2 separate regions of the Homo sapiens genome follow, and region 2 is linked to region 1. The links are chromatin loops, found by intact Hi-C in ENCODE. Cell type or tissue: heart left ventricle. All regions are shown on one strand. Region 1 overlaps DDX60 (DExD/H-box helicase 60). Region 2 overlaps DDX60L (DExD/H-box 60 like).

Evidence for each region. Hi-C counts contacts between places; a loop is a spot of excess contacts. Peaks named below come from ENCODE experiments on the same cell type or tissue, not always from the same donor. Only the 100,000 strongest peaks of a DNase experiment are listed, where the experiment ranks them.
Region 2: a loop joins it to region 1, with 2.3 times the contacts of the local background. A loop is called at or near these places in 5 of 110 quality-filtered maps.

What each region holds. Positions count from the first base shown.
Region 1 is chr4:168,250,905-168,254,904 of GRCh38, forward strand. DDX60 (DExD/H-box helicase 60) reads right to left here. Exons shown (of 38, transcript NM_017631.6): 27 at 1,605-1,752; 28 at 50-202. Among named protein-coding and RNA genes, the nearest start is that of DDX60, 66 kb to the right of the region's middle. In heart left ventricle, a CTCF peak has its summit at 1,841 (motif pointing right); no DNase peak of the experiment used is centred here.
Region 2 is chr4:168,402,597-168,406,596 of GRCh38, forward strand. It overlaps DDX60L (DExD/H-box 60 like), which reads right to left. Exons shown (of 38, transcript NM_001012967.3): 24 at 3,354-3,482; 25 at 1,386-1,510. Among named protein-coding and RNA genes, the nearest start is that of DDX60L, 76 kb to the right of the region's middle. In heart left ventricle, no CTCF peak of the experiment used is centred here; no DNase peak of the experiment used is centred here.

The DNA of each region.
Region 1 (4,000 bases):
CTTGAAACAGTCACAATTTCAATTTTTAGAATGAAGAAAATTCACCTACCCTAAGATATCCTTTTCTAAAGAGGATTTCAACTAATTGTTTTTCTTTGAAACTCATAGCACTGTGATGATATCCAATACCCCTTTCTGCCAAGGCTTTCAATTCTTCACCTTTTCTTTCAAATTTTACTCGACCAAATACCTTCTGCAAAGTCTAAAAGAAGCAAGACATTTAGGGATTATGATTTAATTTTAATTATAATTAAAAATGTCTAAATGAAAATAACATGCATACTATGTAATAATTTGGCTAAACAGGCAACTATTTGAAACTGACTCTACATGAATACAAAGAACATTATGGCAGCAACAGTAACTACAAGAAAAATCTTCCCACTTCTTTGGACAGACCATCTTAAACTGTCTTACTCCACTTCTGGGGCAGAAAATTTTGACAAAGTAGCAGATAAAACACCAAGTGGTGGTGAGTGCATGACTGCTCTTGCCTGAGGGATATCAGTTGGCTATTGGAGCCTCAGGAGTTTTCCCCAACAGGGAGAATTCTCCAAGAAGGCAGAGGAGGTTCCTTACCCTATGTGGTCCGGGAATGCCTACTTCCCATTGAAACTGAGCACAAATGGACTTAAAAATATCCAGGTCTTAAAGAAGAAATACGGTTGTGTCCAGAGATACATGGACAAAGATGAACACTGCTTATGAAGGAAGAGCGACAAAAAAACGCTTCCAAAAGCAAAAGGCTGGTTAGTGGTTACTTCAATTATGTATTCACTCACACAACAGAATATCAAGTATTCATTAAAATGATGATCGAAATACATGGTTATAAAAAATAAGACACCATGAAGCTTACAAAAGAAGGTGCACAATAGAATGATACATATATGTGTACACACATACGCAAAATGTATGTAAGTTTGTATGTGTATAGTCACAGGAAAATGAGATAAAAGGTTGGTCTGGAAGGGCAGTGAGTACTATGAGTGATGACATTGATTTTATTATTACTATATTTATATCTTCAAATTTGTCTACTATAAGCATGAGTAATTTGCATTTTAAAAGGTTTCTGCATACCAGTTTTAGCTATTCCAATGCCTCTTTGGTGTTTTAGCTATAATGTAAAAAGCCCCTGATTTTGAGAAATTCTGTGAATATTACTTAAAGTGTATTGGACCACATGCACCCAAATTTTCAAATGCAGCATGTGAAATTGAAGTCTAGAATTCAGGCTGTGGAAACAATGTAATAGAAACAAATAACGAAACGGCAAACATTTTCAGAGGTGAACTGTTAACAGGCAAGAAATAATCTACAATTGCTAAATCTGTTGCACAGGTATCTCAGTGTGTGCTACTAGGGAATTTGACCTAGGAGACTCCTCCATGAACCCTGGCTTAGACTATTATGTCCTTTTTAGATATGCACTGCAGAGCATTCAAGAGTGATATGTAGCTAAAGGAGAGTTCTCTTTTGGTAGGGATTGTATTAATTATGTATTATATTATGCATATATCTTATTAAGCATTATCTACAACTAACAAGCTATGGCTGACAAATGAAATAGTTTGGAGAACGATCAGGTTGTAAGTGCTGACCTCAGTGTCCACTGCTTTTTGATCAGCATATGTGCAGTCCTGTGGGATTTCCAGGTTCTTCTCTAGACACTTCACTAGATTATCATGTTCAGCTTCATGTATTAGGCTTTGATCCACATTTCTGGTTTTTTTCTGGCTCTTTTCATCTCTGTTCATAAAAATAAAATTTTAATTAATGAAATTGTAAATAATGAATGAAGTAATTAATTTGATTTGGCCACCAGAGGATGCCCAAGACTTCCCAAGTCAGTCTTCTCACCCAGACTTCCACGGCTGTGCATCTTTATTATTTTATTTTATTTTATTTTATTTTCAAGATGGAGTCTTTCTCTGTCACCCAGGCTGGAGTGTAATGGCGTGATCTCAGCTCACTGCAACCTCCACTTCCTGGGTTCAAGCAATTCTCCTGCCTCAGCCTCCCGAGTAGCTGGGATTACAGGTGTCCACCACCGCACCTGGCTAAATTTTGTATCTTCAGTAGAGACGGGGTTTCACCATGTTGGCCAGGCTTGTCTTGAACTCCTGACCTCGTGGTCCACCTGCCTCGGCCTCCCAAAGTGCTGGGATTACAGGCATGAGCCACCGTGCCCGGCCTGCTGTGCATCTTTAATAACTCAGTCTTCCTCTAATGCCCTTCCTTTTCAGCCTCTGGATGTTATGATCCATCATGAGAAAATTCTATCACATATTGATATTTTCTGGGATGTTCCTTTTCCTTCTGGCTGTAGTCTTGCCAAACCCAGTTCTCCCAAGATAACTCTGTTTCTCCTTGTTAAAGTGATGATCATTTTCTCTTCCTCGGCCTTCATGACCCTGGGCTTGGATGTAAGGTAGGCATTCTCCTTGCTCCACATTGCCAATTCTAGTCATTCTCCTTCCCTCCTTGTAGTGGATGCTACAGCTGCTTTGAGTTGGGTTGCTAAGGCTCTCAGCTGCACCATTCCCTGGACAATTGCCCTAAACTGACAGAGGCCTCTTGGAGATGCCTGGGTGGTTACGACCTCTCCTGGGGATGGGAAATAGCCCACACCCAATGTCTGAGTGACATGAAGTATAAAAATCAGCCCCCTTGACTCAAGGTGGGGCAATTCTCTGGTGTCCTGGCATTCCCAGTAGGGTTAGAATCAGGCTATATTCTAGCAGAAGCCACATTCTTGCTTTTCTTCACCTTCCCTTTCTTGCTTCGTTCATTTTCTCATAGGTCCCTCATGAGCACACACCTTCAATAAATCCCTTCCACAGATATCCTCATCTCAGTGTATGCTACTAGGAATCTACCTAGAAGACTCCTCCGTAAACCCTGGCTTAGACTATTGTATCATCATACTGTGTTGTCCATCCATCACCCCTCAATGTAACATGCACCCAAGTCACTTATCACTTATTTGATTTTTTAAATTTTTCTCTTAGCTGTGCACGGAAGACAATTCTAAATATGAGAAGATGTGCTCACTTGTATGTCATCATTACGTGTTAAGTAACGTTACCTTTAACTCAGGGGAGAACGCTCTGACTATGGAAGGGCCTGGCCCTAAAATTTGCAGAGCATGTGGCAAAGCTCCACATATTATTGCCTCACTGTAAGTTTTTAGTCAAGGTAATAAACCGTCAAATAAAATAAATTCTATCCACCTACCTTGACAAATATAGCTCCATAATAACCTGGAATTCAAGGGTGAGAATGAGCTCCGGGTGGGCATGTCTCCTTAGCTCCACTGGCCCCTTGCTTTATGGGAATGGATGCAGATGGAAGAGGCCAGAGTGGGACTATCTAAAGGGTCCCCTCACCCTCACTTTATTTTTATAACTTGAAGTCACTAAGAAGGCTTACACCTCCTATGCTGTCCCTGGGTTTTTACCTCCCATGCTTCTAAGGAAACAGAAAAATAGGTAGAGGAAATATAAGCAGAAGGATCAGCAGCAAATTCTAGTTTGCTCTAGAATTTGGAAAACCTAAATCAGAAATGCTCTAAAAGCTGTTTCAACTTGGAGAGAAATATCTTTCATTCATTCAAATATATTTATGGAATAATATTACCTGCCAGGTAATGTGCTAAGCACTAAAGACACAAGAAGAAAAATACACGGTTCCTGTTGAAAAGGAACTTAAAATTTAGGAAAAAGAAATACATATAAACAACAATACATTACAATAATTGATCTACTAGCTATTGAAAGTGTAGAAGAACATAGGAGAGAGGGTAGAAATTCTAACTGCAGGAATCAAGGAAAGATTCAGAGATGAGATACCAAAAAGGGAGCAATCAGGAAGGAGGGCACTCAAGGCAGATGGGTCAGTTCATGGAAAGGAAGAGGTAGAAAAGTAAGTCATGTGAGGAGAATCATAAATATTGAGTATTGGTAGAGGAGAGTGGTAGGAAGTGAGACTGATCGAG
Region 2 (4,000 bases), 150 kb after region 1:
ACATAGCCAAAGGAGGGCAGAGCTGCAGTTTAAGCTAAGATTTGACCCAAAGTATGCGCTCTTAACTACGCCTCTACATGGGCACCAGTCACTAATCATGCATCTTGTCAGCACCATGTGTTTTTTCTAGGGTCCAGATTAGGGAAGGGAAGTTGACCCAGCTTGAGCCTAAACCAACTGTCATAGAGTTCTCAATGTTCCAGAGCTACAAACCAGTGGACTCAACCTAGGATTTCTGTAGCATATTTTCAAGACAACTGGAAACTCCGTTAAAGCTGGCAAAGATCTCGTTCCCAAACATTTAAAATGTCTATTTTTAAAAATAATTTATTTTACAAAAGTAAATGCATGTAAGTGTATAAATAATGAATCCTGTTTCTGTTCAGATTCCTATCCCAAAGTCATACTTTCAGCCATTCCTCAGTGATATATAGGGGTACATTTGTTTCTAACTAAAATTCAGAGCCACACTGGAAAGTAATCTAGATAGATGTTATAACATGTTGGCAGAATACCTCATTTGTTTACTCTGGTCCAAGCACAAAAGAAGAAGAAATTTTCTTGTAATTCCCCACATTTGTGACTTCAGTCATACTACTCTTTAATTTCTCTTATCATCATCTTTTGGTTACTGACCACCAGCACGGACTTCGGATGCGTAACAGAACACATGTGGCTTAGTGCTACCATTTAACGTATCTACACACCTATGTGTTTGTGTGTTTGTCTTTGTAAACAACTTCACATTACCATTGGATCAAGGTCCTGGGAATTTATTTTATGCAAATTTTCGTAGTTAAAATAATTTAAAATTCTCTGGGCTAAATAAGTTTTTTGGTTCTGATTATTAGAGTGGGTCCAGGGTACACAGTGTTACCCACTTAATGTGTCCCACTTCGGTTCTCCTAATCAAAGAGAGATGCTAAATACCACTCAAGGTCTTTTTAGTATACCACACCATATCAAGGAAAGCCTCTGGGCTTAGTTTTCTTAGCTATAAATTAAAAACCAAACATTCAATAAATTATGAATGCTTTATGTGTTTTACATCTGTACATGAAAAATGCAATTTAGTTCCTAAAGGAACATTTCTAAAGTTAATGATAGTTGCTTACAAAAAGAAATTTAGGAAAGCTGAAAACCTTTTTAAAAATCAAAAGTCAAGGAAGTAAGAGGGTAATAAGATGAAAAATTTTATAAGGATTGACCTAGAAGACTGACCCATTTCTTTAAAAATAAAATCTATATTATTTTTCTAAAATGCAACAAAATGGTAAAAGTAGGGTTACTTCTAACCACTATATATAAATGAGACTAATTGAAAACAAAACCAAACAAAAAATTCTCACATATAAACAAAGATAAATTAAGTTTCAGTTACTTACAAAAAAAATATTGCAGGCAACTTATCCATTTGTCTTAACTTTTCAACAAGAAGAGGAAACATTTTCACCATATCTTTTGAACTAGACAATGAATCCGGACTAAGGTTCTTCAGTACTCTTTTGACCTACAACAGTAAGTAAAAATTATTTAAAAAAAAAAAAAGAATTTGTGGAAACAGAAGAAAGAAAGGAATTATTTTGTTGTCTAAAATTAGAATAATTTTTCATATATAATTTTGGGTGGGTTTTTAAAATAGTCCTTTAATATTATCAAGTAGTGGTAAAAGTCAACAGAGTCACAGACATCTCTATACTAAAGAATAGATAATAAAAGATATAAAATATAATATATGATATTTTGTAGGTACTACAAATAAGTCAGTAGGATAAGGATGTTCATAAAATGTTGCTGTTTCAACTGTTGCAGGAAGAGTGACAAAGGGTTTCTCCAGTTATTATATAACAAAATAGCTGCCAAATATGTTAAGGAGTATATAAAACCTATAATGGAAAAGAAATTTAATTTCTTAAAATTAAAAAGAAAAAGTTTTAACTATGTCTACCAATAATTTGTAATAGTATACAGACATGTTTATAATGCTTAACTGAAAATTCAAGAGATAAGTGAGTCACAAAATACAATGGCCAATAGAAGTGTAATAAGTTGTTCACCTCAGATATTGTTGAAATTGTGGATAGTAACTTTTATCCTACTATTCCATATTTGATAATTTTTTTATAAACAGCATCTACCTCTTTTTTAATCAGAAAAAATAAATGTTATTTTACATCAGGAAAATTAACATTAAATTCCTTTACATAATATACAATGGAAAATCTTTGATGAAATAGTTATGGCTATCATGAATAATTTTCTTGACAAAGTTATTTTCCAGTTTAATTATCATTTGAGGGGTGGCAAATAGGGACATCCTTGGTATTCAGTTTTCCCCTGATTAACATTTAATGGAACACAGCATTCTGTGCCAAACAGGCTAAATTATTTGTAATATTTCCTAACATCAGTATCATTTTTTTTTTTTTTGAAGATGAGTCTCCCTCTGTTGCCCAGACTGGAGTACAGTGGCATGATCTTGGCTCACTGCAACCTCTGCCTCCCAGGCTCAAGTGATTCTTCCACTTCAATCTCCAGAGTAGCTAGGATTACAGGCATGCGCCACCACATCTGGCTAATTTTTGTATTTTTTTAGAGACAGGATTTCACCATGTTGGCCAGGCTGGTCACAAGCTTCTGGCCTCAAGTGATCCACTCGCCTCAGCTTCCCAAAGTGCTGGGATTATAGGTGTGAGCCACCACTCCCGGCCAACCCATACCATTTTTATCTTTATTTCTTTCACCACCAGAGTGAAAAATGCAAATAAACATGACAGTCAGCAAACTAGAACCAAAGATGCATCAATGTTATGCTCAAAGATATCTTTGCTTCTCAGCATAGCCACCTACGAGTCTGTCATCTATAAATTTGCCTGAGCCTCTTTCAGGTATATTTATATTTTCTCATTTATCATCATGTACATGAGTTTCAGAAATTGGTTATTTTTAAATAATTTATTTTTATTTGCACAAAACTTTCTTAGATTAGCCCCTGTACTAATTCCTGATCTCCACTATCATTCCTCTGGAGCCAGTCCCTCTTCTGTGAAAGCCTCGGCAACATTGGTTCTCCTGTTAAAGTTAAAGGTTCTTCGTTTTTAGCTGTTTGTAGCTGTTACCTGAAGAAACCAAAAGCCTATGGTGCATGTTTTAAAGGTCACTGAGCTAAGAAATGAAACCATTTCCCTCCTCCTTTATTCTATCTCATACTCACTGGATAACATGTTTAAATGGAATTACTAAAACAAAAATCGGAATAAAAAGATTACAAAACATTTATTGGCTAAATTATTATGCAACTCCAAACAATTAACAATTAAGTGAAACTTTGTCCAAGAAAGTGTGAAAATTACCTTCTTCACTTGGCCATTTTTAATCCAATTTGTCAATTCTGCCTTTAAGTTTTCTTCATATTTTCTAGCATCCAACTTCTTAATGACTATCTTATTCTTAAAAAGAATGAATTCCTCTGGACACAATTCCTTGGGGGGAAAATTATCACAAAATTAAGCTAAGCTATGCAATCTATAGTAAGAAAAATACAATGATGTATTTAAGTTTACTTGTCTCCTTAACAAAATTGCAAACTCCTTGAGGGCAGAGGCTGTTGAACATCTTTTTACCTCCCAATAATTTCTAACACATAAACCTATGATGATGGGTGAACTCTTCAAAAGAAAGAATACAGGGCACAGCTGATGAAAAGATGAAAACCAACAGAGAAGAGAATAGAGGAATATAAGTCCAAAAACACAATTAAAGTAGTATGGTATCCCAAAAGCTAAAAGAAGACATATTTTTGAGAATTACAGAATATTCCATGCTACGTACAATAATAAAGTCACAAAGAATGGCTGAAAATAAGAAAAAATAACTGATTATTTCAAAATAGCAGCATCAACCAAGTAGAGAGAATAAGTGTGCTTACCTGTAGAGTAATTTTGCTATATTCTGGAATAGCATTAACTAAAGTTCATTTTGGTGAATATATATTTCTATA